Regions from separate parts of the Mus musculus genome. Here regions 1, 2, 3, 5 and 6 are each linked to region 4. A link is a loop called in an ENCODE intact Hi-C map of the cell type or tissue named here. Cell type or tissue: gastrocnemius. All regions are shown on one strand.

Evidence for each region. A loop is a pair of places that touch in the nucleus more often than their neighbours do. Peaks named below come from ENCODE experiments on the same cell type or tissue, not always from the same donor. Only the 100,000 strongest peaks of a DNase experiment are listed, where the experiment ranks them.
Region 1: it touches region 4 in a loop (4-fold over the local background); 13 of 42 quality-filtered maps call a loop at or near these places.
Region 2: a loop joins it to region 4, with 4 times the contacts of the local background. A loop is called at or near these places in 17 of 42 quality-filtered maps.
Region 3: a loop joins it to region 4, with 2.6 times the contacts of the local background. A loop is called at or near these places in 2 of 42 quality-filtered maps.
Region 5: a loop joins it to region 4, with 5 times the contacts of the local background. A loop is called at or near these places in 2 of 42 quality-filtered maps.
Region 6: it touches region 4 in a loop (4-fold over the local background); 21 of 42 quality-filtered maps call a loop at or near these places.

The regions. Positions count from the first base shown.
Region 1 is chr15:37,002,936-37,007,935 of GRCm38, forward strand. It overlaps Zfp706 (zinc finger protein 706), which reads right to left and starts at 4,467. Exons shown (of 4, transcript NM_026521.4): 1 at 4,193-4,467; 2 at 751-887. The coding sequence starts at 885. LOC115488529 reads left to right here and starts at 2,771. Exons shown (of 2, transcript XM_030248876.1): 1 at 2,771-2,775; 2 at 3,921-5,000. The coding sequence starts at 2,771. The coding sequence ends at 4,869. In gastrocnemius, a CTCF peak has its summit at 3,045 (motif pointing right); DNase peaks (open chromatin) are centred at 3,628 and 4,511; H3K4me3 peaks cover 3,841 bases; H3K27ac peaks cover 5,000 bases.
Region 2 is chr15:36,789,016-36,794,015 of GRCm38, forward strand. It overlaps Ywhaz (tyrosine 3-monooxygenase/tryptophan 5-monooxygenase activation protein, zeta polypeptide), which reads right to left. Exons shown (of 7, transcript NM_011740.3): 2 at 4,464-4,660; 3 at 1,669-1,973. The coding sequence starts at 1,962. Among named protein-coding and RNA genes, the nearest start is that of Ywhaz, 3.0 kb to the right of the region's middle. In gastrocnemius, no CTCF peak of the experiment used is centred here; DNase peaks (open chromatin) are centred at 2,793, 3,598 and 4,708; H3K4me3 peaks cover 4,840 bases; H3K27ac peaks cover 3,046 bases.
Region 3 is chr15:36,684,900-36,689,899 of GRCm38, forward strand. Gm46515 (a long non-coding RNA gene) reads right to left here. Exons shown (of 3, transcript XR_001781660.1): 2 at 1,820-1,901. Among named protein-coding and RNA genes, the nearest start is that of Gm46515, 8.4 kb to the right of the region's middle. In gastrocnemius, no CTCF peak of the experiment used is centred here; no DNase peak of the experiment used is centred here.
Region 4 is chr15:36,607,307-36,612,306 of GRCm38, forward strand. Pabpc1 (poly(A) binding protein, cytoplasmic 1) reads right to left here and starts at 1,667. Exons shown (of 15, transcript NM_008774.3): 1 at 1,008-1,667. The coding sequence starts at 1,200. In gastrocnemius, a CTCF peak has its summit at 2,251; DNase peaks (open chromatin) are centred at 783, 1,118, 1,305, 1,805 and 3 more places; H3K4me3 peaks cover 2,809 bases; H3K27ac peaks cover 3,034 bases.
Region 5 is chr15:36,934,971-36,939,970 of GRCm38, forward strand. It overlaps Gm34590 (a long non-coding RNA gene), which reads left to right and starts at 3,025. Exons shown (of 8, transcript XR_875167.3): 1 at 3,025-4,048; 2 at 4,641-5,000. In gastrocnemius, no CTCF peak of the experiment used is centred here; DNase peaks (open chromatin) are centred at 3,020, 3,400, 3,833 and 4,803; H3K4me3 peaks cover 1,477 bases; H3K27ac peaks cover 2,104 bases.
Region 6 is chr15:36,778,428-36,783,427 of GRCm38, forward strand. All of the region lies in intron 3 of Ywhaz (tyrosine 3-monooxygenase/tryptophan 5-monooxygenase activation protein, zeta polypeptide), which reads right to left. Among named protein-coding and RNA genes, the nearest start is that of Ywhaz, 14 kb to the right of the region's middle. In gastrocnemius, CTCF peaks have their summits at 2,705 (motif pointing left) and 4,687; a DNase peak (open chromatin) is centred at 2,699; H3K4me3 peaks cover 4,017 bases; H3K27ac peaks cover 4,413 bases.

The DNA of each region.
Region 1 (5,000 bases), 400 kb after region 4:
GTACAGGGCTTAAAAAGACTATCTATACACCAGACCAACCCTGTTTTTTCCTCTGGCACTTCCTTACCCTCAAGGGTGGTGAACTCACACAGAGGCTATCCTTTAAAGCTAGACTGCCTAGACCCAGGTCCTATCTCTTACTTGCTGAATCACCTGCACACCTTATGCTTGTCACTTTTAACATGTACATCTGCACATCGAGAAGGAAGCAGCACAACTCAGTGGTTGCTGTGTGGATTAAACATGTGACTACAGGTAACACACCTGCCTTGATACTCACACATGGCAAACACTCCCAAACAACTCTTTAAACTTGTTAATTCTACTAAGAGCTCTCAATGTGAATATATGTGGTATCATATATGTCCACACTGCATCTGCTGGAGATGGAGTTAAAAAACTATTATACAGGCACTGTTACTTTTGGCAGCCCTGTACAAGGTTTAGCCTTAGCCACACTAAGAATGCAACCAAAGTGAATTGATTATAAACTCCACAAGGACACCTTTATTCTACAAAGGGCAGGATACTGTTTTACCTACATTTTCCCAGCTAGCAGTTAAGAGAAATGTGCATGGCCAAGGAAAAATGTTTCTTGAATGGGTGACTGTAGATAATATCCTAGGAAAAAAACCACTCTCACATCTACTAGTTCAAATAAGGCATCCATTTTGTTGTAGGGAAACTTTAACCTCTCCATTTTACAGGGTAAGAACTAGCTACAGGAAAGCGCCATCTTGGGCTCCTTACCCTACAGACGGTGCAGGTATATATTAAGGCAGCTTTGGCAGCAGCCTTTTGGTCATGTCCTTGTTTCTTCTTTTGTCCAGCCTGCTTTTTGGCATTTTTCTGCTGAGACTGAATCTTCTGCTGTCCACGAGCCATATCTAAAAACAAAAGATTAGGCACCAGAGTGACTTCTTCATTCTACTACAGAGCAATTTAAGCATAGTAATATGAGTCAATAAGAGTTGACCATGTAAATTTCAGACATGGTCAGGAAGTGGCGTGAATGGATTCTCAAACTCACACACAATGCCGCTAGATGACAAATGAGTATATTCCTCACAATGCATGCTCAACAGTATCAAATGTATGTACATCAATGTATAAAAGGATGTTTACAGAACCTGTTCTAAAACCAGACAGTTCAAATATCATTGGTAAAAACAGATAACACAGTGGAATGCCAGGCAGCATTAGAAAAAAAAAAAAAAGGCATTTCTAGCCAGACGTGGTGGCACGTGCCTTTAACCCCAGGACTGAGCAGGCAGAGGCAGACAGATCTCTGAGTGTCTGAGGTTAGCCCATTCTACGTATAGTTCCAGATCAGCCAGATCTACAAAAAGACACCCAGTCTCAAAAACAAACAGAATAAATTATTTCTATAAAGTTTGTATCTCTATGTCAAGGAAAGAAGCCTTTCCTGTATAAAGTTCAAAACAGGCAAATCCACAGCTAAGGAGGTCACTGTGCTATTTATGGAGTGAACGGGAGGCGGTGACAGAAGCAGCATTCCGAGGGTGCTGACAATATTCTTTATCTTAAACCAGGTAATGATTATAAAGGCGTTTGTTTAATAATAATAAAGATCAACACACAGCCTGAGCAGTTGGGAAGGAAGCAGAGGGAGGAAGACCACATGGCCTGGCCAACCTGGTCCACAGAGCAAGACCACATCTCCCTCAACAGACTCCCATGCCTACTGCATATGTATATATAGTTATGGTTTTACTTCCTTTTACTTTACATGTAACCTTCAAAAGTTTGATAGTCCAAAGTTTAGTCTTCCTTTGTCATTTGATTACAAAGGTAGTTTCTCCCTGCTAGCATCCACTACTGAGACTTACAATTTGCACATTTTAAAATAAGTGCTGTCATCTAATCCTAGAAAAGAGATGTAGGGACACAGCAACTCCTTTTAGTACTGAAGTTTCATTAAACTATTGTACTATCCAGAGTTTTCCTTAAGAAAACTTTCCTGCACAGAAACACAAACGCCTACACTTATTTGTGTGCACGCAGATACACATACTCCACAGAGCATTTGTGAGTGTGTTCTTCTACAACTTGTGTTCTGGGGATCTAACTCAGACCCTCGGGCTTGACAGAAAGCGCCTTCACCAGCTGAGCCACCTCACTGGCCCAGCCGCACACATTGTAAAGACAAATTAGAACCCTGGTGTGAGGGTACCTTTTACAAAGCTGAAAGGTTCTTTCTATTCTTCACTACTAATGGCCTGGAGTAAACAAAAATGAGTTAAAACAATTGTCACTTAAAAGAATTATTTTCCTGTTAAAACCAGACTTCTGGTTAGACAGCACAAATTAAACCTGTTCACCCAGCATCTACCAGAGTAGTGCTTTGAAGCACATTAAAATGAGGTCCAATGCCACTTTGACTAGCACTGTAATTACATTTTAAACTTTGAAATTACTAAAAGACATGAATGTACAAGGGACCGTACTATGAAGAGGGTTGGCCTTTTCTGACTGCAATTCTCTTTAGCTACTGGATATAAAGTCAAAAGTGTTTCAGTGACAATCAAGCTCTCCTCATCATCCCCCACCACAATGGAAACTAAACAAACACACACGTACTGGACACATTCCCACTAGTATTACGTAGCAAACTGGAAGTCCATCCAGTCTTTCACCAACCATGAGAATGTTTAATATGCCAGCCTAATATATGAACTCGATTCCCACCCAAGGCAAATATAAACTGTTTGTCATGAAAATTATATTTCATTTTTGTGTTTTTAAACCAATGCCGTATCAATTCTCTAAGTTTCAATAGTATATTGGGGGGTTGTCTCACTACATATCTCTGGCTGGCCTGGAACTCACAGAGATCTGCCTGCCTCTGCCTCCTAAGGGCTGGGATTTTAAGGCCTGTGTCACTTCACCATGTTCCAATGGCATATTTAAAAGTACATTTTGATGGTGGGTCTTCAATACATGAACACCAATGCTTTGAAAACATTCCTTAAAAAAAAAAATTAATATATATGGGTACACTGTCGCTGTCTTCAGACACACCAGAAGAGGGCATCAGATCCCATTATAGATGGTTGTGAGTCACCATGTGGTTGCTGGGAATGGAACTCAGGACCTCTGGAAGAGAAGACAGTGCTCGTAACCGCTGAGCCATCTCTCCAGTCCTGAAAACACTCTTAATGTCCCCCTGTCTTAGTATCAGATCTTTACTAGATCATTCTGATTGTCTAAAACATCTTAACTCTTCCATAAAGCATGGCTTATGTATGTGAATTACTTGGTGAACAGATCTTAAGGGTTTTATGCTTAAGTTACAGAACCTCACATCAGTAATTCCAGAACTTTCCTTGCCATCTAGAAATTAAAGCAGCTACTTTGATAACCTTTTCATGAAGCGTGCTGTAAAAACAATGCCATCAGATAAGCAAAAACTATTTTTTAACTTTTGCGTTTAGGGCTTCTCCTAAAACACAACAGAACACCTAAGATTTAACCCATTTTCTTTACCACCACCAACGGTTACAAAAAGGCAAACGCTTCAATAAACACAAAATGTAACACTAGGCAAAGGAGATCTGTTCTAACAGGCTAGCTGAGCGGGGCAGGCCCCTAACTTCTGACAGCACAGATTTCCTTTCTGAAAGCAGAAGTGCAAACGATCCAACCACCTGCTTTCGGACAGTTCAACTTACAATTTGCTCTTGACCAGCTCATCGAGTTTTTGACAAAATCTTACGTATAAATCGCTCCCTGATTAAGTGGGACAAACTGAAAGGCAATAAATCGTTTGCAAACAGTTACCAGCTGATTTTTAATAAAAGTTTTAGCTTTCCCAGGAGGCTGCAAATGAGCTACGAACCAGGAAGAGTTCTTGGAATACCAGGACTCTTGAGAAGGAGGCCCTAAGGGGCCGCTTAAAGAGAAACAACTTACTCTGAGGCCGGGGAGCCAGGAAATGGGCTCACACTCTGCAACCAGCCAGAGCAAGGGGCCCAGGTCGGCTCCGCGGCACGATCCCAGCTCTCAACAGCCATTCGTGGGCAGACTCAACCCCACGGTTGCAGCCCGGCCCGCCCGAGGCCTCGGCGGCCCTCAGCCCCGCGCCCGCTCCGCCGGGAGTCCGACGCCCGCCCCGGCCTCCCGCCGCCGCGTGCCTCCCGCCCCGGCTCCCGCGTCCTGCGGCGCCGCTTACCCGGGCCGGGCCGGTCTGGCGTCCGAGAGACCGCGCAGCGCGAGAAGAGCTGGGCAGGACGAGTAGGGAAGGAAGGGTCGAGCCCCGCACCGCTTGGGGCCTCCGCCACCCGCAGAGGAAGGACCGAGCAGAGCCGGGAGCACAACAGCCCGCGCCTCGCACACCCGCCGCAGCGCGCGCCCGCCGCGCCTGAGCCCGAGGCAGGCCCGTCGCTCGTGCCCGCGCACGCCGCGCCGCACTCCCAGTCGCCTCAGCGCCGCCTGCTTGCCCGCGCGGTCCCGCCCCTCACCTTCCTGCGGCGGCTTTGCCCCGCCCCTCTAGCATGCCCGCGTCCTTCCGGTCTGCAGGCCAATGGCAGCTCTCCCCTGTTACATAAGCGCGCGGGGGCGGGGCCTAAGACGGGAACTGCGGGGCCCTCGCCCGCCCCTCTGCTTCCCGCCCGCTCTCTCGGTGTCGTCTCAGCGTGTCCCCCTGCCCTTGCGGTGTGTGACCTCCGGTCTACGGGCGGCTGTCGGCCGAGTGGCTCAGCAGTCACTCTTTCGTGTTTCACTCACCCGGCCTGGCCTTTGCCCCGCCGCCCTCGTTTTTCCCTGGCCAGCCGGGAGCCCTGTAAGGCGCTAGCCGGAGCGGCGGGGGAGTCGCGTCCGGGGCCCCGCGTGGCCGCCGCTCGGCCATGACCCCCTGCCAGACTCGCTGCCATTGTTCCCTCACTGGTTCCGTGCTCAGGGTATTTTGACTTACTAGGGACTTTCACATAGATGGAGACTTGAGCCTGAAAAATCGGCTAAATCCTAACGTGCTCGCTTGG
Region 2 (5,000 bases), 180 kb after region 4:
ATTTACTGAGCCTTCTCAAGCTGAAAAGCAAAACAAAGCCTTGGAATGCCAGCAGGACTGCTGACCTAATTCTATAGCCCTCTTTCTCAAGAAACCTTTCAATGGTATCTGAGCATTAATATGTAATAAACCAGAGCTGTACTTTTGAAAAGATCAAGACTAGAGGCAAAAACCTGTTCACAATTCTCTAAGTCACATGTGTGGGAAAGAAATTAAGCTTTCAAGGGGAACCCCTGACTCAGACCTTGTGAAAAGCTGGAACCATCCTGATGGAGACACACTCATGCAGGCAGGAAATGACCAGAACCCCTTCATACCCTTAATAGAGGCTATTTAGAGATAACTTCAGTTTTCTTCATAAGGAAACCAAGGAGACAGTAGAAACCACCTGGTCTTTCCTTGGGAAAAGCCACAAGAATTTGAGAACTTCTCTATAGCCTGCCCATGGAAAACATGCAAACACCTACCTGGAGCTGCAGCAAGAGCCTAAGAGGTTAGCATGTCCCTTTTACCTCTTAGGAGAAAGTACAATCTGTTAACTATACCCTTCAAAACCAAAATATAAACCAGTACTTAGGAGGAAAAAAAAAAAAAAAAACTCCACAAAACCTATTAGGCTGAATAAAATCTAGTGATAAACAGATTAAGCAAGAAAAGCAGAAACATACCTAAAACATTATTATTATGAAGTGGATACCTATCCAATTTTAAATGTTCTTAGTTACATAATTTTAAAATAGGTATATGATTTACCTTCAATATAGCAATTTTCAACCTTGGAAAAATGGCAGTCATACAATCTATTATATAAAGAAACAAATAAAAATGTACCCAAAGCAAAAGCTTTTTAAGTAGGCTGTGATCTCAGTTGTTTTTATCTTAAAATGGGTTAAATCTTTAAAAAGCTTGAAAACACCTTGAAGAACAAAAAAAGTACAATTTAGAAAACTTTTCTATCAATAAAAATAGTCTTAAAGGAATTCTAATTTGCAAGACATAGTGACTTTTAAGCATTTGGGAGACCAAGACAGCAGAGCCAACAACGTGAGGTTTAAGCCTAGTCTGGGCTGTAAAACAGATTCTGCCTTAGAAAAATAATTGATTAGTCTTCTATTAGATTTTACCCTCAAAATTTTCTTAGTAAAAAAAAAAAAAAAAACAAAACAAAAGCAAACAAACAAAAAACGTATTATTTTTTAAAATAGGAAATCCACACAAATGTACTGTTTAATCTCTTTAGCTCCTAGAAGCAAAGTATTTCAACACAGTAGGTGCCAAATACTTAAGCACTTGTAAAACCTGGAAAGCCGAGATTGAGATTATTTCATTGGTTGTTAACATTCAAAGTTGACTTACAACAAATAAATCCACACAAGCAACTGCAATCCAGTTTTCTCCAGGACTCATTCTATTATACCGGCTAATCCAGACAGGAACTGGCTCTAGACAGTCCATACCACATATATTTATGAGTATCAGCTCTAGTGCTACAGAAACACAAACCATCAAGTAATGTTTTTCATTACTTTACAGAAACGTTCTACAATTGTTCCATAGCACCTTTTAGATGACAAGTTCTAATCTATGTAACAGCCAATTTCTAAAATGCACCAGAGGCCCTGTGAAGGCGCCCGTGAAGCTGAGGCAGATTCACAGACTCTTTCTTACCAGTACATCGTTGCAGATGTCACGCAGCTCCGTCTCGATCTTCTCTCTGTATTCTCGAGCCATCTGCTGCTTTTTCTCAGCACCTTCCGTCTTCTGCTCAATACTTGAGACGACCCTCCACGATGACCTACGGGCTCCTACAACGTTTTTATAAGCAACAGAGAGAAGGTTTCTCTCCTCATTCGACAGCTCAGCTCCCTGCTCAGTGACAGACTTCATGCAGGCTGCCATGTCATCATATCGCTCTGCCTGCTCGGCCAGCTTGGCCTTCTGCACCAGCTCATTTTTATCCATAACTGGATATTCTGTAAAGGGAAGAAGAAAAACATTCAGAAAACGCCTGTGAAAAATACATACTCATACCTGTCATAAGTAAATAAATAAATAAGGCACACCAGTACCTCAAACCAGCTTGAGCAATTAAAAGGCAGCCCCCAACCCCAACCAACCAGAAAACTAGCCTAGTCTGCATATTAACAGTAGGTTGTGAAATTAACTGCGCGTTCCACCTGTTCAGAAGATTCCAATTTCAAGTAAGATCAAAGCATATATGGACACCAGTTCCTTAAAAAAAAAAAACCCAAAACAAACAAACAAAACAAAAAAAAACCCACCTTTAAGCTGCAGGGCAGGGGGTACAAAACCAGAGACCCACCTCTACTCTCCTTGGCCAAAGATCCCTAGATCCCAACGACACTAAATGATGTACACCTGAGCAACTTTCCCTCTAGTGTGCATGCAGGAATGCGCATTGGGGGTGCGGGTCAGTTTAGGGACCGGGACCTACAATGCCTATAAGCATACTTCCAGAATCGTGAGTCATGTCAGTGTAATTATATTCTAGCTTTTTAATGTATATACTCTTATCAAAGAGCCACTAAGTTTTATTTTATTTAGCACCCTCCCACCCTGATCTACTACACTTGTAACATTTGCCAGCTGATCATGGTATAAAATTATCTGAAGAAAACTGCCTAATTGCTGCTTAAACTATCTTAAACACAATACCACCAGGAATCACTAAGCCCAAGACCAATCTGTGTCTAAACAGCGTCCTATGAACTCTCGCCTAGCACACAGGCACACTCACTTCCTACTCTGAGTGAGCACTAGGGCGTCCACAGCACATGGAGGGAGCCAAGCGCTTCCGATGTCTGCTGCCTGCTGCAGTCTGGAGTCACGGCAGGATTTCTAGCAGTCACAACTCCTCAAGCTGGTCTTCCTCATATTTCCCCAGTTTTCTTTCGCTCAATTTTAAAGTTCCCTAGATTCCAATTTACTTCTCATTTCTTCAACAATTCCAAGAGCAAAATTCTAAATCATATAGTGATCCCACAAAATACACTTTAATGAAAAGTCACAACCTGAATGCACTAAGTGTAGGAATAAAGAGTCACTGCCGCCCACCATGGAAATTCTTTCCTTTACCTTTCCAGAAAGGACCTCTTTTTGGTAGCCAAATGAGCAGTGTCCAGAACAGAAACACGGATAGGGCTAGCTTAAATTCGAGACACAGTACCTTCCGTGCATTAACTATTTAAAATTTGTGAACCCATACTTCCCCCGGGGTCTCGAAATCTAACATTAGAAACGGTCACTGGTAAATGTTGCTTCCAAAAATGATGTAAGCCTAAGTCAGTACAAACGTTCCCCCGCCAACCTCCCGGATAAGGGGAAGTGGATTAGGTTTCTCACAGGAAAACGAGCGCTCCTGGGCCTCGCCTTCAGACTGCGGGAATACTCGCCGCACCCACTTAACCCTTGGCTGCCTGAGGCCGGAGGGTGGGGCGAACCGAAACCGCGCAGCGGTGACTTTAAAGCGCTAGTCCTTGCGTCCGCGCCATCCGCAGCCACCTCCCCTCCTTGGCTCCGCCCAGGCTGGTGCCTCCGCGCTAGTCCCCGACTCTCTTTGTCATGGCGGAACTGTGTCAAGGAGCCCAACCTACTCCGACTGTGAATCGCCCCCCCACCCGGGCAGAGGGAGGAGCAGTCCGTGCACCCGCCCCAGTCGGAGGGTGGTGGTGGAGGGGGAGCAGATCACCCTCCCCGGGGGCCCGATGCCATCCGCGCCCGCAGAAGCGGAACCGCGGCCGGCCCGCGCCGGACACACCCCGCTCCCGCCCAGGGTCCCCTCCGCCGGTGTCCGACCCAAGCCCCGATGTCCCGACAGCTGCGGTAGGGGGAGGGGCAGGGCCCCACCCAGACAGGCGCAGCCCCCATCCTGGGGCCGCAGCTCCTGGAAAGATGCGAACCTCCCACCAGCCCAGGACGCTGGGGACCCCGTGCCCCGGTACCCCCACGCCTAGCTCTGGCCGCGCCCCTCCCCCACCGCGCGTCCCGAGAGTCCTTTCTGGCATTGCGGGCCCCAGCGAGCCCAGCCCAGGGTCCCTGGCGGGCCCCACCCCAGAGCCCCGCGTGCTACCTGGCTGCCCCCCGCCGTGGGGGAGGGGGTGGCGGGGGCGCCCCGGGTGGGGGCGGCCTCACCTGCGCCACGGCCGAGTCACAGTCGCGGGCGGAAGCAGGGTGCCGGCGGGGGCGGATCGCGGTCGCCCTCGGGAGCGGGAGCCCCTGGGTCTCGCGCGTGGGCGCCTCATCCGCCACCCCCACCCCGGGGACCAGAACGGGGCGATGAGCAGCCCGGCAGGCCAGAAGCAAGCGGCCGGGGGCGGCGGTGGGCGCCTGCCCGGGCCCGGCAGAGCCGAGCCGCCGCCCGGGTCCTCCTGAGAAGACCCCTCTCGGGCCGCAGCGCGGCGGCGGGCTGAAGGGACCGGAGGCCGACTCGGGCGGCTCCTCACCTGTGTCCGGAGTGGGTGGCGGCACACGGACGCGGCTCGGCGGTCTCTGGGCGGCGGCGGCAGCAGCGGTGGCGGCGAGGCTGAGACTCTGTCCCTGATCTGGCTGCTCACAGGCTACAGCCGCTCCGCAGACACGGGGTTTCCTCCAATCACTAGCCCCGGCAGCAGGGGCACCACACGCACGATGACGTCAAACGCTGCTATGGCAACCGTTGATTGGTGCCCACAGTTCTCCGGCCCGGCGCAACCGCCGCTCCCCTGCGCGCGCCCGGCCGGCCCGCCCGTGCCCGAGGGCGAGCGGAGGAGAGCGCGTACTCGCGCTCCGCTCCGCTCCCGACCCTGCCTTCACCCGCGTGCTCGGTTCGCTCCCCGCCGCCCCCGCGAGCTGCCCTCCCTCCCCGCCCCTGCGGCCCGCGGAAGGAAGCCTCTCCCCGCCCCCACCTCACTGGCGGGCACATCCGGGACCTTCGCGTTCCCCCCCACCCCCTTCCCGCTCGGCCGCCCTCTCTCTGCGCCGGTAATGGCGGTGGGCGGGTT
Region 3 (5,000 bases), 78 kb after region 4:
GGATGCGTGTGACTGTCTGTCTGTCTAGGCTATAACTAACGTTAGGGTGAATCACAGGGTCAGGTGGGTGCTGGCACTTGTGAGGTAGGTAGAATTTTGGAATGATCCCCTGCGCCCTTGTCCTATGGTGAAATGTCTGTCCCTTGAATGTAGGCAGGATGTTCAAACATACAGGGAATTTACTCCCATCAATAGGTCACATAATACAGCCAAGATGAAGCAAAAATAGGTTTACTGATGAGTTAAGGTTGATACTGAGTTAACCCAAAGGAGATTACCCTGGGTGGTCTGGCCCAATCAGATGATCCCTTCAAGAAGAAAATGGGCGTTTCCTTGAGAAGAGGGGTTGAAGCATCTGATATGGTCTCCTGTTGCCCATGAAAAGCAGTCTACGTGTCACAGACATGGTCATATAGCACACAGACACATGGCTGTGATGGCTTCCCAAAGCCTGGGACTCAGCATTGAATTCGGCCAAGAAAACCTAATGCCTCATGTAAAATTAGAGTCCTGCTGACTTTTTCTTTTAAAGACAGTATTATGATGTAGCCTAGGCTGGCCTCAAAGGGACAGTGATCCTACCGGCTCAGGATTACAAGGGGTTACAAGTGTGAGCAACCATACCTAACTTAACATCTTAATTTTGGCTTCATGAGATCCTGGTGGGTGGGTCTGGTGACACACGCCTGGATCTCTGAGTTGTCACACCTAAGACTACAGGGAACAACAACAACAAAAACCAAGACCCACCACTGTAGGTACCTATGGGCACTGTAGCCAGCAATGGGTACTGAAGCCAGTAACGTTGTCTTCACTAATTTTGTGAATACTTACTACAGAGCAAGAAAAGTCGCAGGGATGTGCTGGCCTGTATCTGGCTCCTGCTGTGCAATTACTCTTGGACCCTCTTGTACTTAATTCTCTAAACCTCAGTTTTTTCATCTGTAAAATAGGAATAGTTCCACCCGCCTTATAGTATACTGGGGAGGTTAAATGTGTTAGAAACATTAGCATGCCCCAAAACTCAGCTTCCCGAGGAAAGGAGCACCCAGCACCCTTTATTAAGGCCTAAATAGTGTTCACCACATTTGAGCTGGATTAATAACAGCACTCTGGCTGTTATTCAAAAAGTAAGTTTAAATTAAACTTGGGACTGTGAGATAGTTCAGTGTGTAAGGGTACTGCTCCCAAGCTTGGCGGCCTGAGCTCTATCCTCAGGACCCTCACAGTGCTAGGAGAGATTCCCACAAGTTGTTCTCTGACCTCTTCCTCACACGCCCTGCAGCACAGCATGGAGGCCCCATCTTAAGTCAATTAAAACACAGTAAAAACTTAAACACAAACTCTCCTTGCATCTTTCCTCCTAAGGAAGAACTGGTATATCCCCTATTCATTCATATATGAGCGTGGGCATCAATACACAAGATGAGTCAATCTTTTGTCATTATAACATCAATATCATCTACAGAGTTCACAATAGAGGATCACGCAGCTGAGTTGCAAGAAAGATCTCTCTCTCTCACACACACACACACACACACACACACACACTAGTGTTTAAAGTAAGCTTACAATTGCATTCACGGCTATCCTGGGGTACATGAGGCCTGTGAGCCTCTGGCAAATTCAGGAAGGGGTACAAAGGACGATAGTAAGAGGGGTGCAAAGCTGAGGGTGTGGGAGCAGAGCTGCGAATTACCTGGGAGCATCTGGACAATGGGGAGAAGAAGAAACTGAGAAGTCTAATTTCTTCATGTCATAGCGTTTGAGAGATTCTGAAATATTGTGTGGAGGTTCTCATCTTCCTTTTTGTACTTACCATACTACAAAGGACACGCCAAGCTCAGAGGGACATCGGGTCTCTGTTGTGGCATCTCCAACAGTCCACAAAAGAGCAAAAGCTGTCATGGTGGAGAACAAGTTGAAATGTTGCACTATTAGCCAGCTCTAATTTATGTTCTAGTGACAACTTGGCTTTAGTTCTTCTCTTCTTAAAAATATGTAATAGGTATGTATGTATGTATGTATGTATGTATATGTACGTGTATGTATTATATGTATGTATGTATAGTGTGTGTGTGTGTGTGTGTGTGTGTGTGTGTGCGTGCATGCACATGGGTGCTTACATACCACATCATGTGTATAGAGGTCAGAAAAGACCATGCAGGAGTCAGTTCTCTCCTTTCACTATGTTGATTCCAGAAACCTACTGACCCATATTTCCCATCTTTTCTTTTCTTTTTTCTTTCTTTGTGTTGCTGGGAATCAAAATCAGTTCTGCACCAACGCTAGGCAACCACATTAACACTGAGTCACACACCTAGCCCTTATTAGGGTTATTTGATTGATTATTCACTCTATTGTCTGTTCTTGGGTCCAACCAAGACTCCCATTTCAAGAGGATTCTGCACCACTTCTTATTGTATCACTTACACGTCCATGCCTGCCTAAGCTGGGACTTACACGTGTGTGGGGAGGGAGTGGGGCGTGTGTGTGTGTGGGGTGCACACACACGCTTATACTGTGTTGTTTAAATTTAATTTCATTTGTTTTAGCAAGGTTTTGCTATGTAGCTCTGACTGTCATCAAACTCATGGTAACTCTCTCACCTCAGATTTCCAAGTCTAGGGTTACAAACATGTATGCCCACAACAGTCCATGTTTGTCTTCTTTAAGGAAAACTGAAATGTGGCAAGAATGTGTCTACACACTGGAGTACATCCGAGCCCATACCCCTTCAGTAAGAAGTGTATTTTGGCACATTCCCCCAGATCACTGGGCGCACTCCTAGGCACCCCCTGTCACAGGCAGGTCACATTTGTACAGAGCACCTGCTTCACCTCTCATGGATCAGCTGGGAAGTGCTGGATTGTCGCCTTGAGAAACTAGCCCTCAGCACAAAGAGATGAGGGGCTCCTGAGATGTGCAGAGGCCCTTCAGAAGTTAATCCTGTTTCCTCAACGGCATCTCCTCCAAAGATTTATTAGTATGCTTTGAATCCTTTCTACCTGACAAAGCAGCTTAAGCAAGAGAGGGCTCATTCTGGCTCACAGCTTGAGGAATAGAGTCTGTCCATCATGGCGCAGGGATGCAAGGTGGCTTGGCAGACTGCATCCAGTCAGGAAGCAGGGAGGAGGGAGGGAGGGTGCTGCTCACCTGGCTTTCCCCTTTCCTGTTAGTCAGCCCTGCCTCAGGGGGTGCTGCCACCCACCTCAGTTAAACCTCTGTGGAAACAGTGTCACAGAAACATCCAGCCTTATGTCTCCTAGCAGAGTCTCTCTATAGTCAAGTTGACAGAAAAGATGGAGCCACCACACCTTATCTGTCTCGTTTACTGAGGTAAGTGGACAGATGTCATCACACTCTACCCCATACCCTATCTAGAGCAGCCCTGCGTCTAATAGCTGAGGGCTAATTAGACTTCTTGGCCCTTTTGAAGAATGTCTCCATAAAGGATTTCTGGGAAGTTTACAAAACAACGCCACCTCCCCTCCCCCCTCGTGACAGGTGAGGCGGAAGCTTGATGAAGCCAGAGGCTGAGTCACAGCATCGACCGACCGACCGAGCTTCTCTCCCGGGGGTTAAGCTCCACCTCACGCACTTCCTGGAAAGGCTCCGTTCATTAACAACTTCCTATTGTGTAAACTTTGCTCCCAGGTTTCAGGTGTTTCCCCAGAACGAAGGAGCTCATTTCTCTGTAGAGAAGCTTAACAAGATGACTACTCCGGAACACCCAGGTGCCACGCCCCACCACGCCCCACTTCCCTCCCATCTCCTGCCCAGTTTGTGACCTGGCCCTGTATTTTACCTGCCTTGGTGTTAGCCACTGTCATGATGGCCAGCTTCGGTGACTGTGTTCCTTTATCTTCCCAAGTGGCCCCCAGTTCTCTCCTTGGAGCTCTCCCTCTGCCCTGCCCTCTTCTAACTGGAGAACTGGAAATACCACTGCTCCCTCCATCAGACTTAGCCCTCAAAGTCCTTAGGGGTTTACACGGATAAGGGTAAAGCGCAGATGCTCCGCAAATGAGAAAACAGAAGGATTCCGATTCATCACTACGTCCCAGTCTAAAACAACTGCTTCTGTTACCAACTGGCTTTTATTTCTCTCCACGGTTTGAATGGCAACCGGGATGAATATGCTTTTAAAAGACAAGTGAGAGAGAAAGTAAGCTTGGTTTCCATCTCTCTGGTGTAGATAGTAAGCGATGAATGCATTCTTTAAAAATATTTGTAAACGTGCCCAGGGGTTAGTGAATAAAGAACACCGTTTGATGTGGCAAATAATACCAGCATTGTGTGTCCTTCCAGAGTTCCCTGAGCTCAAGCCTAAGCTGGAGTTGTTTTCTCTGATATACTAAAAGATGGCATCAAATACAAGGCAGAGAGGATGGCTATGACCTAGAAAAGTCACATTTACAAGCAAATAAAAGGACTCCTCAGTTATCTGTAGGTAACTGAACATTTAGGAAAAATGTTTATACACAGCTATACCAAGACACAACGATCCAACTTCTCAGACCCCTGTCAAACAAAAGCCAGAACATTTGAAAAGGAAGAAGCATGTGAAAAGGGAGGAGCATTTGAAAAGGGAGGAGCACTTCAAATGGGAGGAGCATTTGAAAAGGGAGGAGTACTTGAAAAGGAAGAACTTTTGAAAGGTAGAGCAGAGCAAGCAAGGGTCAGATTACAGAGATGGCAACTGAAAAAGAAGTAAAAATAAACATGTTGAAAGCATCATTTGAGCTGGTCGTGGTGGCACACACCTTTAATCCTAGCACTCGGGAGGCAGAGGGAGGTGGATTTCTGAGTTTGAGGCCAGCCTGGTCTACAAAGTGAGTTCCAGGACAGCCAGAGCTATACAAAGAAACCCTGTCTCGAAAAGCCAAAAAAAAAAAAAAAAAAAAAAAAAAGAAAGAAAGAAAGAAAGCATCATTTAAGAATGAGCACATGTCAATTAAAAATAAAATAAATCTTAAAGAAGACCGTAACTGTATGACTCA
Region 4 (5,000 bases):
CCCAGAGCTGACTTCTAAATCAGAGTCATCTAGATTTAAAAACCCAACGATATCAGGCCATAGATCTTATCTGATTCTTAGATTTCTGTTTCAGTGAATTGTCAAACTTAAAACAAACTCAATGTGTTACTTCTTAATTATTGCCCAAGATTCATGGATATTCCAAACCACTTTACGAAAGAAAAATCAAAGAAGCTTTCATTAGTTGGATGCTATTAACTCAGCATAATTTGATCCAGGTTACCCTAATATTTAGGACCAAAACTGGTCAACATGTTTAAAATTCATAACCACAGGTGCTATTTTAGAAAAAATATACATATGTATACATTAAATAACGACTTCTATTAAACTTAAGATCTAATTTGTTTGAAAATGAGCCAAGGAGTCTGGTGCCCTAGAGTCTTCCACATCCCCTCCTCCACGGCATGGTTAAAGAATACTTCATCTAGGGAAAACCCCAAGCAATTATATATGGTATAAGGTGCCTTTCCTGGTCCACAGGTCAGAGATGTGCTATTAGGAACGAGCTTACGACCCTAAGGACCACCACCACCAGGCATCACCCTATTTAACTTTCTTCTAAAGCCTAGGGCTCCTCCCAGCGATTGAGCCACCGGCAGGAACAGGCCTCGGGCCTGTGAGGTTACAGGGTTCAACACGTGGTATTTCCCAACACTGAATCGTACTTCCTCCCCGGCCTGACTGCCGGGCCAGGGCAGGGGATGGAGGGGTACCTCCACCCGCCGCTCCAGGAGGGTACTCGAAACCCCCGAATCCCACAGCTTGTGGCGGGAGCGCGGTGAAGGCTATCTCAACCACCCTCCGGGCGCGTCATCGCCCTAAAGTTTGAGAGCGACCGATGGCGAGAAAATGGTCGCAGAGGAGGAAGTGCCGGCCCGCGAGGGGCTGCGGCGCCGTGCCCTCCCGCCCCCTCGCCCGCCCCGCTAGGCCCGCCGCCCCGGCCGCATGGCCGCCCGCCCGCCACCCTCCGGCCTGCCGCTCACCGTCCGCCGGCTGCTGGAAGTTCACGTACGCGTAGCCCAAGGAGCGGCGGGTGATCATGTCCCTGCAGACCCGGATGGAGAGGATGGGCCCGGCCGGGCTGAACTTCTCGTAGAGCATCGCCTCGGTCACGTCGGGGTGCAGGTCCCCCACGTACAGAGAGGCCATGGGGTAGCTGGGGGCGCTGGGGTTCATCTCGGCACGGCTGCCCGCGGGGCCGCAGGCCGCGACCTTTCCCGTGAGAGGAGGAGAGCGAGTGCGGGGCCGGGGGACGGAGCCGGGGGGAGGGGAGCGGGGGCGAGCGCAGAGGGACAAAATTCAACCGGAATCGACGCGTACTCAACGGCCGTGGAACCGGGGGAGCGAGGCTGGCGGTGCTGGGTCCGGGCGGCAGGAAGGCCTCGGTCTCTGGGTTCCTGCTTGGAGCTGCGGGGCCGCGGGCGGGCGGGTCGGTCTCGGCTGCTTCACCGGGTTATTTTATAAAAGAGGAAGAAAAAAAATAAAAGTCTCCGGCGGGGGAGACGCGGATTTTTTTGTAAATTTTTTTTGGGTTTTTTCAAAGGATTTTTTAGATTTTTTTTGGATTTTTTAATAATAAATGTGTGTTCCGAGCCCGGAGCACACACTCCGCACTCTCAGCACTAACCGCCGGGGAGAAGGGGAAGCACCGCCTCCTGCACCCTCTACTTATACCCCCCGCCGCACTCGCCCCGCCCACGCGCGTCTGACGCCAGGGCCCTACGCGAGCGACGGCGCCGGAGGAGGCGGAGGAAAGCGCAGAGGAAGGGAGAGGTGGCGGCGGCTGCCGCTGCTGCGGGCGTGGGGGTTGGGCCCGAGGCGGGGCGGGGCTTCTGCGCAGGCGCCACAGCCAGGGGCCGACTTCCCGCTGCGCAAAGCCAGGAAAGGGCGGGACGGCCAGTGGGCGGCCTCGGCGCGGCCGCTGGTCACGCCCCTTGCGCACACGCCCCGCCCCCGCCCGAAAGAGCGTTAACCCGTCAGCGCAGCGGGTGGGCAGCGCGCGGGGCTTCCGGGTTTCTGGGCGCCAACCGCCCCCCACGTGCGCGTCTAGTGGCGGCCTCTTCCCTCCGCCCCGGCTGAGGTTCTGCTTCGCTAGCCCCCCACCCCCGAGCGGCGCTGGAAACGGGTGGGCGGGCGTGAGCCTTGCCGGCCGGGTTTCCTAGGTGTGCGCGGAAGGAGGCAGGGTAACTGCCTCGTTCTCCTACCCGGACCGCACTACGAGTCCCAGCGGGCAGCGCCGCCACGCGCGTGGGCCGCGGAAGCGGTGCCTGCCGGGAGCTGGAGTTCTCAACGGCCGCGGGCTGGCTGACCTCAACCGGACCCCAACCGTCCCGGGCGTGACCCAGCACGGGTCCGCGGCCCCGACGAGGGGGAGGGGAGGGGATGGGATAAAGGCAGTTGGGAGTCTGGCGCTTAAGATGTTCTGTTGGAATCACTTAGCCACTTCCTACATTTTTTACAGTGGTAAAAAGGACTCGAAAAAAAAATTTTTTTTCCTTTAAAGTATGCGTTTCTCATAATTACTCGGTATCTGTCACTCTTACCCAAACAAACCTGGATAGCCTGCTTAACTAGGCGTGGTTGGCCACGCTTTTAACCCACTTCACCAGGCGTGGTGCCCACGCCTTTAACCCAGCTTTGGAAAGGCAGGAGGGGTTTGCAGATCTCTGAGGTCAGGGCCACCCTAATCTAGCTCTTGGATGCCAGGGTTTGGGGATTAATATAAATGATTGATAGGCACAAATATATCAACTCGTAGAAATGACATTACATCAACCCAAAAACTCCACTTTAGTAGGTTTTACAGTTTTTGAAGTCCTCTATAAACATCCTTTGACAATGATGTGTGGGAAGTGAAGCAAATAGTACTATTTTTACCGTTAATGGTGTCAGAAGTTAAATGACTGCTCAGCTCTTCAATGATCGTTAGCCTAGCCTATTGCCTAGTGTAAATTAGTTATAACTCTTCTCAGTTAGAATTTAAGTCCGGAGACTCTTACACAGATGCTGTCCCCTCTCCCCCATCTTCACCTCCCCACCCATATTGATGGAAGATAACAGTTTTGAAAAATATGTTGTATGCTTAACACATGAGTATCATTTAAGGCTGTTCTTTGTTTGTTTGTTTGTTTGTTTTTTTGTTTTTTCGGGACAAGATTTCTCTGGAGCTCTGGCTGTCCTGGAACTCACTCTGTAGACCAAGCTGGCCCGAACTCAGAAATCCGCCTGCCTCTGCCTCCCAATTGCTAGGATTAAAGGGGTGCACCACCACTGCCCGGCTTAAGGCTGTTCTTTAGGAAGACACATTATGCTATGTAATCTAAATCTGTTTACTCAAATAAGGCTCTAGTTAAAACAATAATTCATCAAAACACCACCGTTCAGTCTACTAGGAAAGTAGTTTAAAATCAATCCATTAGTATAGTCATTGAATGTCCATCGTGTGCTGGGTACCCTAAAGTAAAGATAACGAAGCAAAGTTCTTATCCTCAGGACGTTAATAATGGTTTTTCTGGTCACCATAAATATAAACCTGAAGGTGTAGTGAATATCGAATCCCAGCACTTTATCAGGTGGGATATTACTATTAGAATCTATTCTAAAATTTTTCTTCAAAATATGAAAGTGAAAATTCCATTGTTAGTGTTTAAAAGAAAACAACATCATTTTAGTACTTAAGCTCCTAGGCAAAGAGCAATATAAAACGAAATGAAAACGGAAGAGGCCTTTGAGAAAGCTGTCAGTATAACTCAGTGAAGGTGTTTATTGCCCTGCCTAACCTGAGTTGGATTCCCCAGGCCCAACATGATGGGAGGTAAGAACCAACTCCTGCAATATTCCTCTGAGCACACATTCCAAGGACATGAACATAAGACCGTTGTAATATGCAAAGATGGCAGCAAAAGTTAAAACCAGGTACAATCACTACCTTTACCTACTGTTTTTTACATATCCTCTTGAAAGAAAAGATTACCTTTAAAAATAAAAAGTGTGTGTTTGTGAGTGTATGCCACACATGAATGATGCTCACAGAGGTGAGACGAGGGTATCAGATCTGGAGCTGGAGATAGAGTTGGGTGTGAGCTGCCTAGTGTGGGTCCTGGAAATCAAACTCGGGTTCTTTGGGAGAGCAAGTGCTGCTACCCACTGAGCATATGTCTCTAGCATATGTCTTCTAATGGACCCCATGAAGACATGATTGTAAAGGGCAGAAGTAGGGGGAAATGGTCTACTTTGTCAGAGAGCAAGCATTTAGCAAGCACTAACTTAAATGAGGGCTGAGTGTTCTATAGCTCCCAGGTCTTACCTTCATTTTCCTCCAGAAAGAACTGTTACACATGTTTTAGCTGCGGATCTATTTTGTACACACTTCCAAACGGTTAAGTCCAATTAATAATTCAGCTTTCAGGATAACTTGGTACAGGAAATGGATGCTCTGGATGGTGGAGAGAAGAAGCATTCTACAATAGTCTTTCTTTCCACATTAATATATATATTTTAAAGACAAGATGTGTCTATGTAGCCCTGCCTGTGCTGGACTTCACTAGACCAGACTGGCTTCAAACTCAAAGACATCAGCCTGCCTCTGCTCCAGAGTGCTGGAATTAAAGTCATACACAACCACACCTGGCTGAACATTAGTTCTTTGGAAAAAGAGCTAATAATTAGGACTCCTAAGCCACTGCAGTTATTGACAGGAAGTGGATGCCAGTGTCCTATTCTAAGGAGGGATAATTGTGCAAAGAAATCTAGAAGCAGAGACTTCCTTGAGAAAGATAGCTAGGAGAGACACAAGGGAATTGGAATCCACACCATTGAAAGTAGGAAGGATTTGGACCTCAATCGAGAGCTTTGTTTTTATCTATGGATGATGGCAACTGTTGCTTATCTGAGTGGTTTGGTAGGCTGAGGCTTCTGATCACTTATCTTTCACTTCTAACCAGCTGGTTCCACATAGTTTAGTATCTTTTTTAACA
Region 5 (5,000 bases), 330 kb after region 4:
ACCTAAGGCTACAATGCCACAGGGTGTCTAGAGGAGGCTCTCACAGAACCTGGGGTTACAGATGGCTACCTCTTCTCTGTGTCCTCACACAAGAAAAGGGGAAGGAAGGAGGAGGAGGGCTGGGGCGGGGGGGGGTACTGTGTACCTGTGCACCCCCAGCCCCCCCCCCTCCCCGAGACAGAGTTTCTCTGTGTAGCCCTGGCTGTCCTGGAACTCACTCTGTAGACCAGGCTGGACTCAAACTCAGAAATTCGTCTGCCTCTGCCTCCCAAGCGGTCTCTTTTTATAAGTGCTCTACTCCCATCACAGTGGTTCCTCCCTCAAGATTCTCCCCCCTCCCCCCTCCCCCCTCCCCCTCCCCCCAGCCCACTTGAAATACCAGAGATCACATGGGGATTGAGGCTCTGCCTTGAGCCCTTTTGCACTGCTGTAATAGCAATACCGCTGACTCAGTGATGTATTAAGAACAGGCATTTCTTTCTTACAGTGCTGGAGCAGTTGTTCCCAACCTGTGGGTTGTGACCCCTTAGTGGTGGTGGTGGGGTCAAATGGCCCTTTCACAGGGGTCGCATAGCATATATCCTGCATCTCAGATTATGAGTCATAACAGTAGCAAAGTTACAGTTACGAATTAGCAACAAAATGATTTTATGTGGTTCACTCACCACAGCACAAAAAACCTTATTAAAGGGCTGAAGCACTAGGAAAACATTGCTCTAGAGGATGGGAAGTCCAAGGTTGAGAACTGCACGCAGTCAGCCCGCACCACCCTAAGGCAGCCACTGCACCATCCTATGGCAGAAGGTAAAAGAGCTCAAATTCACAGCCTCAACACTTTTTACCATGGGCATTAACCCATTAATGACGGCTGAGTTCTGGGCCCCACTCAACAGCAAGTCTTTAATGCTGTTGCCTTGAAGATTGCTTCATACACACTTTTGGGGTGCATACTTAAACCAACCAAGCTTCAATGCATGAATCTGGGGGACTGAACATGTAATCCACCCCAGGCAAAAGGGTTAAGGGTGTAGGTGTGTCGAACCTGCGGCCAAGAAGGGCTGTGAATATGGCTCGACACAAAACTGTTTCCACTGTAAACATTAAGCCATTTCTGGGAGGTTTTTGGTGTTTTATTGTTTTTTGGTTTTTGTTTTTCTAGAGTATGAACGTTGTGACACCTTCAATGTAACACAGTGTCCAAAGGTGGGACATGCCTGGCCAAGTCTTAAAGGTGGTTACAATAAACTAGAGAGACAAGAAGATACCTTGCCGTCCTTACACCTCACAGTTTGATGTTCTCACCGCAGACATTCAGCCCCAATCACGAGAATGATGCTCTAGCCAAGCAAGGGGTTCTCCTGTCCTGACTCTGAGACCCTGTAATACAGTGCCTCCCCAACCATAAAATCATTTTTGTTGCTACTTCATAACTGTAATTTTTACTGTTATGACTCATAATGTAAATAGACATCTGTGTTTTCCAAGGTCTTAGGTGACCCCCGTGAAAGGACCCCCAAGGGGGTCGAAATCCATAGGTTGAGAACCAGTACACTAGAGGGAGGTGGTGCAGAAGAGAACTTGTAGTTTGACCTTGAAGATGAGTGGAGACAGGAGACCAGAGAGGAGCTGAGAGGAACAGTTAGTATGTGGACTGTGGTCCAGAGTGGGGGCAGTCTGTGGGGGCTGACGTCAATGATGGAGTCTGCAAACCACCACTCCCCTGCGTCCTGGAAGCATTTGTAAGCCCTGGGCTTGAGAGACATATTCACAGTCTCTGAATCCCAAAATGCCTTCCCTGAAGGCTGACTTTGTGTCAATCTTGGATTGGATGCTTGCTTGAACCCAAAGCTTTGCAAAGCCCCTCTAAACAATCTCATGTTGACACCAATTTTCAGGGGCTAGAAGGGAGCTTCGTACATAGAAGCAGGGTGCTGACGAAAGTTGAAAATCCCAGCCTTGCTGTCTGATGGGTCAAGTGAGAGGTGAACTCCCTCACCTCTCACTTGCTATGTAACCCACATGCTTACCTGATATCAACCACACAATGCAGTGGTTAGGTACCAAGGCCTGAGAATGCAGGCTTCTCAGATGCTTCTCGGAGTCTCCGTGCTCCTGCTTCCTTCCCGGAGAGATGAAGATGAAGACACTAATTCCTATCTCAGGAAGTGATAGTATGAATTAGCTGACTTAACTCCAGGACCCTGTTTGTGCTGATTCATGGTGCACACAGTTACTAACTACACAGAGACACACACGCTAGTCATACTTGACCACACTCGTGGCTATTGCCTGATGGCCATGTCATGAGGCAAGAGGACGCCCAGGGCAGGGCTGGCAGGCAATAGGGCTCAACTGCAAATGGGGCATCTGTAGCAGCTCCTGAGCTGTGCTTTCCTCTGTAAAGTGGTGGCTACACGGCAAACCTTGTAAATCTCTTCAGGCAGCATGTGACATGTCGTCAACGCACTTCAGTAAGGGAAAACTGGATGCCACAAGTTAGCCCAAGGTCATGTGACTACAAAGTGGCATTGCTGAGATTTAAATCAAAGCCATCTGCCCCCAGATATATCTGTGTCCACACTTCAAATTGCTCAAAATGTAACTTGTCTTTATTCAGAGTGTTTCTCCACTATGGGCTCTTAACGGGGATTAGATGACATTTGCCAAGCGAAGGGTTAAATTTGCCTTAAGCCTAATTTTCAGTGAATTTTTTTCTCTGTCCTCCTTTGATAGACTAGCAGACCTTTCAACTGGAGATTATGTAAACAACAACAACAACAACAAAACTCGGCTTGAGCTGACATCTAGAAGTAACAGAGGTCAGGACTTCATGTGTCTTAGTGTCTAGTAGGCTCAATGTTCAATAACCACACACCGTAGCAAACCAGAAAAACAACAAAAGGCACCAAAGTGCCAGTGGCTGCTGCTGGTTGCAGGTGGTGTTCATTACCACAGAAGAACCCAGAAGTGGGTGGGGAACTTGAGGCAGCCTGTAGAGTTGAGGCAGGAATCCCTCGAGGTCAAGCCCTGCCTCTCAAAACTAAAAGTTCAGAGTAGGGTTTACTCTTTCATGGAATTACTGTAGAGCAGCACACTGGGTTGTGCGCATAAGCACACATCTGGGGGGCTGCTGACCGATTCTACCCTAACTGCTGACCCTAGTTATGTTTCTCTAGGCAACCTCCATGGCCCATCTTCTAAACACGGGTCATGTTCAAAGTGCACTGCACGAGCTGCCAGTGTGAAAAGAGCTGGGATATTTGTTAAAATGCAGGTGTCCCCACTTTTACTTAACAGGGTAGTGGGCTCTACATTTCTTTCACATCCTCCACGTGGCACTAGGCCAGCCACTGGGGCTGTACCAATCTCTCAGGCAAGGAGGCACCTTCCTGGGCCCCCGCTGCTCCGGGTCTGTCTGAGCTTTGCCTCCAGCCCCTCTAAGGGGTTGCGGTGGCTACTGGGCTTTCTAACCCATGCTAGCCGGGGGTAACTGGACCTCTCCCTCCCCTGGGGCGCTTCACAGAAGCCACCCCTAAGCCCTGTCCCTAACCCGTCCATTTCCACAACCAGGCCCGGCTGGGCCAAGGGCTGCATCCATGCGGGTGGGGCCATCTGGCCACACACCCGGCAGTGACTCAGCTCTGGCGGGCGGCGCACTGCTCCATGCCGTGCGGGGACAAAGCCGTGCCATCACGCCGCACCTGCAGGCCGCCCAGCACCCCCACCCTCTCCTCGTGGGTAGGGGTGGAGGGGAGGGAGGCCCAGACTGTTGCCAGGCAGGCTGGGCCCGCGGCGGCTGCGGTTGGCTCCCGGTCGCTCGCCGCCCCCGCACCGCCTCCGCGCACTGAGTCACCCCGCCCCACCGGCCGCCGCCCCGTGGCTCCCACACCTCTGAGCCTGCGCATACTGCTGCATTTTCCCCTACCCCACCCCCGTCCCTGTCCTCGCCCCATCCGCCGCTCCCGTGCGTGCGCGCGTGCGCGCGCGAACTAGGCGCCAGGCACTGGGAAAGGACGTCCGCGCTACTTTGTTGCCATCGCAACGTCAGGTACGCCCAGGAGTCCCCTCGAAACGGTCTTGCACTGTCGCTAGCCTGTCACCATGGCATCCTCTGTGATGCTGTTTGCACGCTCCTATCTAGGTTTTGGCTCTGCCGCAGTGACATCACTGTTCAGCACTGCCACCACCACCTTGCTTTTGCTCAATAGACCTCAAAGGTTGAACCCCGCGACATTCTCCTGGCGGCGGCAGCACAATAAAATAAAATAAAATAAAATAAATAAATAAACAAACAAACAAATAAATAAATACCAGATACCAGTCTGCACCCAGTCCCACCGACCCAGCCCACTCAGCGGTGTGTGACCCTGGCCTTGAGTAAAGTTCCCTAGGTGGTGAGTGTTGCTTGGGCCAGAGTGTGAAATAACCAAAGGTGCACGCCCTTGGGGTGTGTTTAAATGCAAGCCTTGGTTCAGAGGCCTGAGGAGGGGTCTGCAGAACTGCATAGCTAATCCTGATATAGATACGGGGAAAGGGAATAGAGCTAGGAGAGGGGGACTGGGTGTGGGGGGGGGGGGCGTGGAGCATCATGCTTCAGTCTTGTTTTATCCTCCAAAACAAAATGGTTTCTCACCATGCAGCTCAATGGTACAGTGCTTGCAAACATGGCCAAAGGCCTGACTGACCACCTGAATCTTCACTTTTGGTGATCGTGTGACACTGGGCAATGGGATTTATTCTCTAAACGCCTGGGTTGCTCCGTCTGTAAAATGGAGTTGCTCCCTGGGCTATCTCAGGACTGTGTTGAGGAAGCATAAGACAATGCAGTAAGCCTCAGCTCCGTGGCTGACTTCCCTGGGGGGTGTCCTTGTTACTCGTCAAAATCATTGCCAGCTTGAGGCCCTGTCTGTGCGGTTTAACTTGGACTTCTCAGACCTGAATACCTGGTTTACGCGCTCACATGGCCTGAGGAAGAGCTACCCAACCAGGTATGTTCATGA
Region 6 (5,000 bases), 170 kb after region 4:
AGTGTTACTGGAAGATAGAGAAAATGGAAGGCTTAGTTTGTCCTTTGTTTTCTTAGAGTAGGTACAATTATTAAAACAATTTTACACCTTTTAACTTTCACGCAGTCAGTTTTGTTCTTTAAGCTACAACCTCAACACTGCCCAGGTGTAAACTGAACTCATAGGCTCAAGTGATCATGCCTCCACCCTACTATAAGGTAGAGTAGTAGGGTCTCATGGGTTTAAATTTTATAAGCTAAACACCACTACCCAAAACCCATCATGTTGCCTGCTTCTAAGACACTCAAATATTAAATTCTGACTGAATTACAATGAATGAATTCTTCAACAGCCTACTTTAAAAACAAGAATTTTACAACAAGCTTCAGTAGAAAAATTTTTATTATCTTAGTACCTTAAAGACCCATCTCTCAAATACAAAAATAAACAAAGCTCACTATTTAATTTTTAAACAATTAAGATACAATATAAACTGAGGCTGATTCTATCAGATAATGAATATTTTCCTAAGAGAAAAAAAAATATTCTGTGTCTCTGACACCCCAAGTGCTCACTTTGGAGGACACAGAGGTGTCAGAGCAAGCACAAGCATTCCCAAGCTGCAGCCACATAGCAGGCTGTCTACACTTGCATGAGACAGAGGAAATCACTCTCTAGACCAAAGGTCAACAAAGACCAGTGAGAAACTGGTCATCGAGGTAGCACAAGTATCTTGTTTCACTACGTTAATTTCAAGGTTTGCTTTCCATTTTATCCCAGGAAAAGTATCCCCAATCAATCATGAATCCTCAGATTTCCTAGAAATTTGAGAGCACATTTCCTCCCCTGCCCCCCCTTTTAGAGCAAAGACATTTTAGATCATACAATTTTAAAAAAAATATTTATTTATCATATGTAAGTACACTGTAGCTGTCTTCAGATACCCCAGAAAAGGGCATCAGATCTCATTACAGGTGGTTATGAGTCACCATGTGGTTGCTGGGTTTTGAACTCAGGACCTTGGAAGCAGTCAGTGCTCTTACTGGCTGAGTCATCTCTCCAGCCCATATAGATCACACAACTTTTAACAAAGTAATTTATAGTTTACCCTTTAAAAAAAAAAAAGTGGATACTTTTAAAGGTTTTGTTTGATGAGACCTGGGTATTCTCAGGCCTCCTGTGGGCCGATTTTGAGACAATGGCCATCAGTCAGGTTTTTCCCGTCAAAGCCCTTTACTGTACCAACAGACTGCAGTGCTGGTGCTGTAGCAGGACAAAGCACACTTCCCAAGCATGGCTTGCTCACTGTAATGTGACACCACACCTGAACCTCTGCCCCAAAGAGAGCCTGAAGTCATGTGACAAAGAATTACAAATGCAAGCAAACCGTGTGCCAGGAAAGGAACACCAAGACCATAAAAAGCTGCCGGAAAAGTTGCCCAGCTAACAGACAGTAAGTCAGCTGTGCAGGGGAATAGAATTCCGGAACCATCTAATAAATACAATGGGTCAACATTATATTTAGGTAAAACCTTTAAGGGAACAATTTTGTTAGACTCCTGGTTAAATCATAAAAATTGAGGTTGGAGAGATGGCTCATTGGTTAAGAACGCTGGCTGCGCTTCCAGATAACCAAGGCTCCCAACCATCAGGACCGCCAGTCCCCAGGGGATCCTTTGGCCTCTAAGGGTACCAGGCATGCATGTGATGAACAGACACACATTTGGGGAAAGGAAGGAAGGAAGGAAGGAAGAGAGAGAGAAAGAAAGAAAGAGAGAGCGCGCAAGCAGGTAAGATGTCTCGCTGGCTAAAGGCCTCATGCCAAGACTGGTGGCATGATCTCAATGTTTCAGACCTCCACTGAAGGAAAACTGACTCCTGCAAAGTGTCCTGTGGTTTAGGTGCACGACTGCGTGCACGCACGCGCACAGAGTTAAAATATTTGTTTAAAGAGAAACCCTTAAAGTATCAAGAGCTTCTAAAGACTGTAAGAGCTTGCTTCACTTTCTTCCTACATCAGTTTATTTCTGTATTTCAAAATTTCAGAGACAGCACAGAAGCAATGATGCACCTGTAAACGTAAGATTTGGGAGGACAGTTCTCACTTCCTACACTTACTGCAAGAACTGCCATCAATGGTCATGAAGGAAACACATTAGCAAGAACAAGTCCTAAGCTGGGGTTGGTGCTTGTGCCTATAACCCTAGCACTTGGGAGGAAGACTGCTCAAGTCTGAGGCCAGCCCAAGCTTTGGTATGAATTATACCCTATTTCAAAACACAAAAAGCTGGATATGGAAGTGCCAACACTTGCGAGGTAGAGGCAGGAGGAGCAGGACTTCAAAGACTTTAATCAATACATACACACACAAATAAAAAACACACTAAAATGATCCCTAAAACTAATAAACTAAAATTTGAAAACGCAGCTGAACTTTAATGTGACTCAGAGTGAGAGTGAGCCTCCAAACCTGACCGAGCCTCTGCCTCTGTGCCATCACATCATTTAGTACTAAATACCCCCAAAGAGGCAATCTACTTTACAAAAACATGGTTAACATTTCTTGTGCAAGTCTTCCCACGCAAACTTTCCCCAGCACTTTACCCTACAGGATTTACCATCATTTCTAGTTCTCTTAAAATCTTAACTAGAAAGCTAAGCTATGAATTTAACCTATCCACTGTTTCTGAGTTTTAAGTCTTTTACTCCCCCTTGTGGCTGAAGGGGTGAGTGCTTACAAACTGTAACCTCAGTTGCTCCAAACTAACCATTTAGTAAAGTGTTCATAAAACATGTTAACAATGCTTCCTATGGCAACACTGAATGTTGTGTGTGAGGTCTCATGGACAGCTGCTACCTTTAAAGATCTGACATGAGGAAATGAAGAAGGTGACAGAGGGTGACTAACTCCAATGCATTCCCAACAATAAGCACATAGCAGACCGTCACTACATGTCAACCAACAAGGGCGCTGATAGAGTAGTTCCTTGGGCAGCACCCTAAAATACCACAAAAAGGAGTTTATGCCAAAAATTTAATAAGCAAAGCATCTTTACAAAATTGAATGCTTGATGGAATGCATTTAGGTGTTTCTGACCAGTTGGTGGTGGAGGGAGACACAGAGACGACCTCTGAATGGAAGTTACCATGATCATCTATTCAGGGTCACTGGGCCCAGGGTAAACACTGGGAAAAAACAGAACTGGGAGGAACTACTGCTAAACAACCCTGTGGTGGCTTTGCACTAAAGCAGGATTTCTATTTAAGAACAGCCTGGGCTACAGAATGAGAGCCTGCCTCAAAATAACTAACCAACTAACTATAAGGCAAACCTTTACTACTAATCAATATAGGTAAAACCAGACACCAACTCACCAAGCAGTTCTTGATAAAGTATTCTGACACCCTCCTCTGCAAGGTCCCTTTTGCAAACAGCATAACCATGGGCCTCATAAAACAAGGTCCCATTACCAAGCACTTACTTCATCATAAAGCTGTGTGCGCGGACAGAACAGGGGTCAACTTGAGGTGTCTTCCACCTCTTTCTTCCTTTCTTTCCTTCTTTCTGTAACAGGGTCTGTCAACAGACCTGGACCCCAGCTGAGTTGGGTGGCTTGGCCAGTGACCTTCAGGAATCTGTCTGACTCTTCCACCCCAGGAGAGGTCTACAGTCCAGTAGGAGCTGGGGATCTGAATTTGGGTCTTCCTGCTTACATAGCACGTGTTTTATCAACTGAGTCATCTCTCCAGCACCATTTTAAATGTTTGTCTTCAGTTTCTTTTTACAGTTTCATTTTCAGAGCCAAGGTTTTACCACATATAGCTCAAACTGACCTCAAATTTGTTATTTCCTGCTTGGGGTGCTGGGATTACAGGAACACGGCACCTAACATATGACCTTTGTTTGTTTGATTGATGCTTGACAGTCTCTTTGTCCCAGGCTCTAGCCTTGAAACTAGCTCCAAGACACAGGCTGTCCAACTTCTGGCCCTTCAGCCATCACCCACAGAGGTCCATGCCAGGATTACAGCTACTATGCCCTTTATGCTGGGGCTGAGGGTGGTACCCAAGTGCATTTCTTTCATCAAATGAGCCGCATCCTCAACCCAACACTTTAACAGTGTTTATAACCTGCACACATTAGTCTGTAAATTCCCAGCTCTTCCCCCATCAAATCTTTAAAAAAATGTTGAAGCAGCTTCCCCTGCCTTACTTCTATTTGTGTACAAGTCATTTTCCTCTCTAGTTGAGACTTAGAAGCAGAAGATTTTTATATCTTCTTTTCTATGACACAGGGTTTACAAAATAATGGGCAGTCACTCAATAAATATTAACTATAGGGCCGTTAAGTCTGCGCAACTATCCTAACTTTCACTCCTTACCATAAAAATCCACACAGAAATGTCCTCTGTGGGGCATATCATTATCTTTGTGATATGATTAAAGAGTCTGATGATAATGCTCTCAGATGAGAGCTAAGGACAACTGGAAGGAGAGCCATTACGGAAAAAGAGCATGGTTCCAAGTATGTGAATCCTTAACTGTAACTAAAGTTGTTTATTCTGCCAAAACAACTGGCCTCTGGGTTGACTGGGATCCAAGCATGTCACTTTAAACTGAGCTACGATTCTTATTAGCTTTAAATTTATTTTGCATACAGATATTCTGCCTGCCTACATGTTGTACACATGTACACTTGGTGCCAGCAGAGACCAAGAAAAGGTGTCAGATCCTCTAGGTCTGGAATTACAGAGAGTTCTGAGCTACCATGTAGATGACAGTAATGTACTTGAGTTTCATTACCTGAGTCCTCTTGAAGATTAGCCAGTGAGTGGCTCTTAACTGTTGAGAAAAGATCAAGCCCAAGTCAATGACCAGCTAGCCACAGCACTAAAAAACTCTTTTCATGGCTAGAGAGAGATGGCTCAGAGCACTTGTTTTTACAGAGAACCTGACTTGTCCCCCACGGCCCACATGGTAGCTCACAACTGGAGTCCCAGGAAATCCAATATCCTCATCTG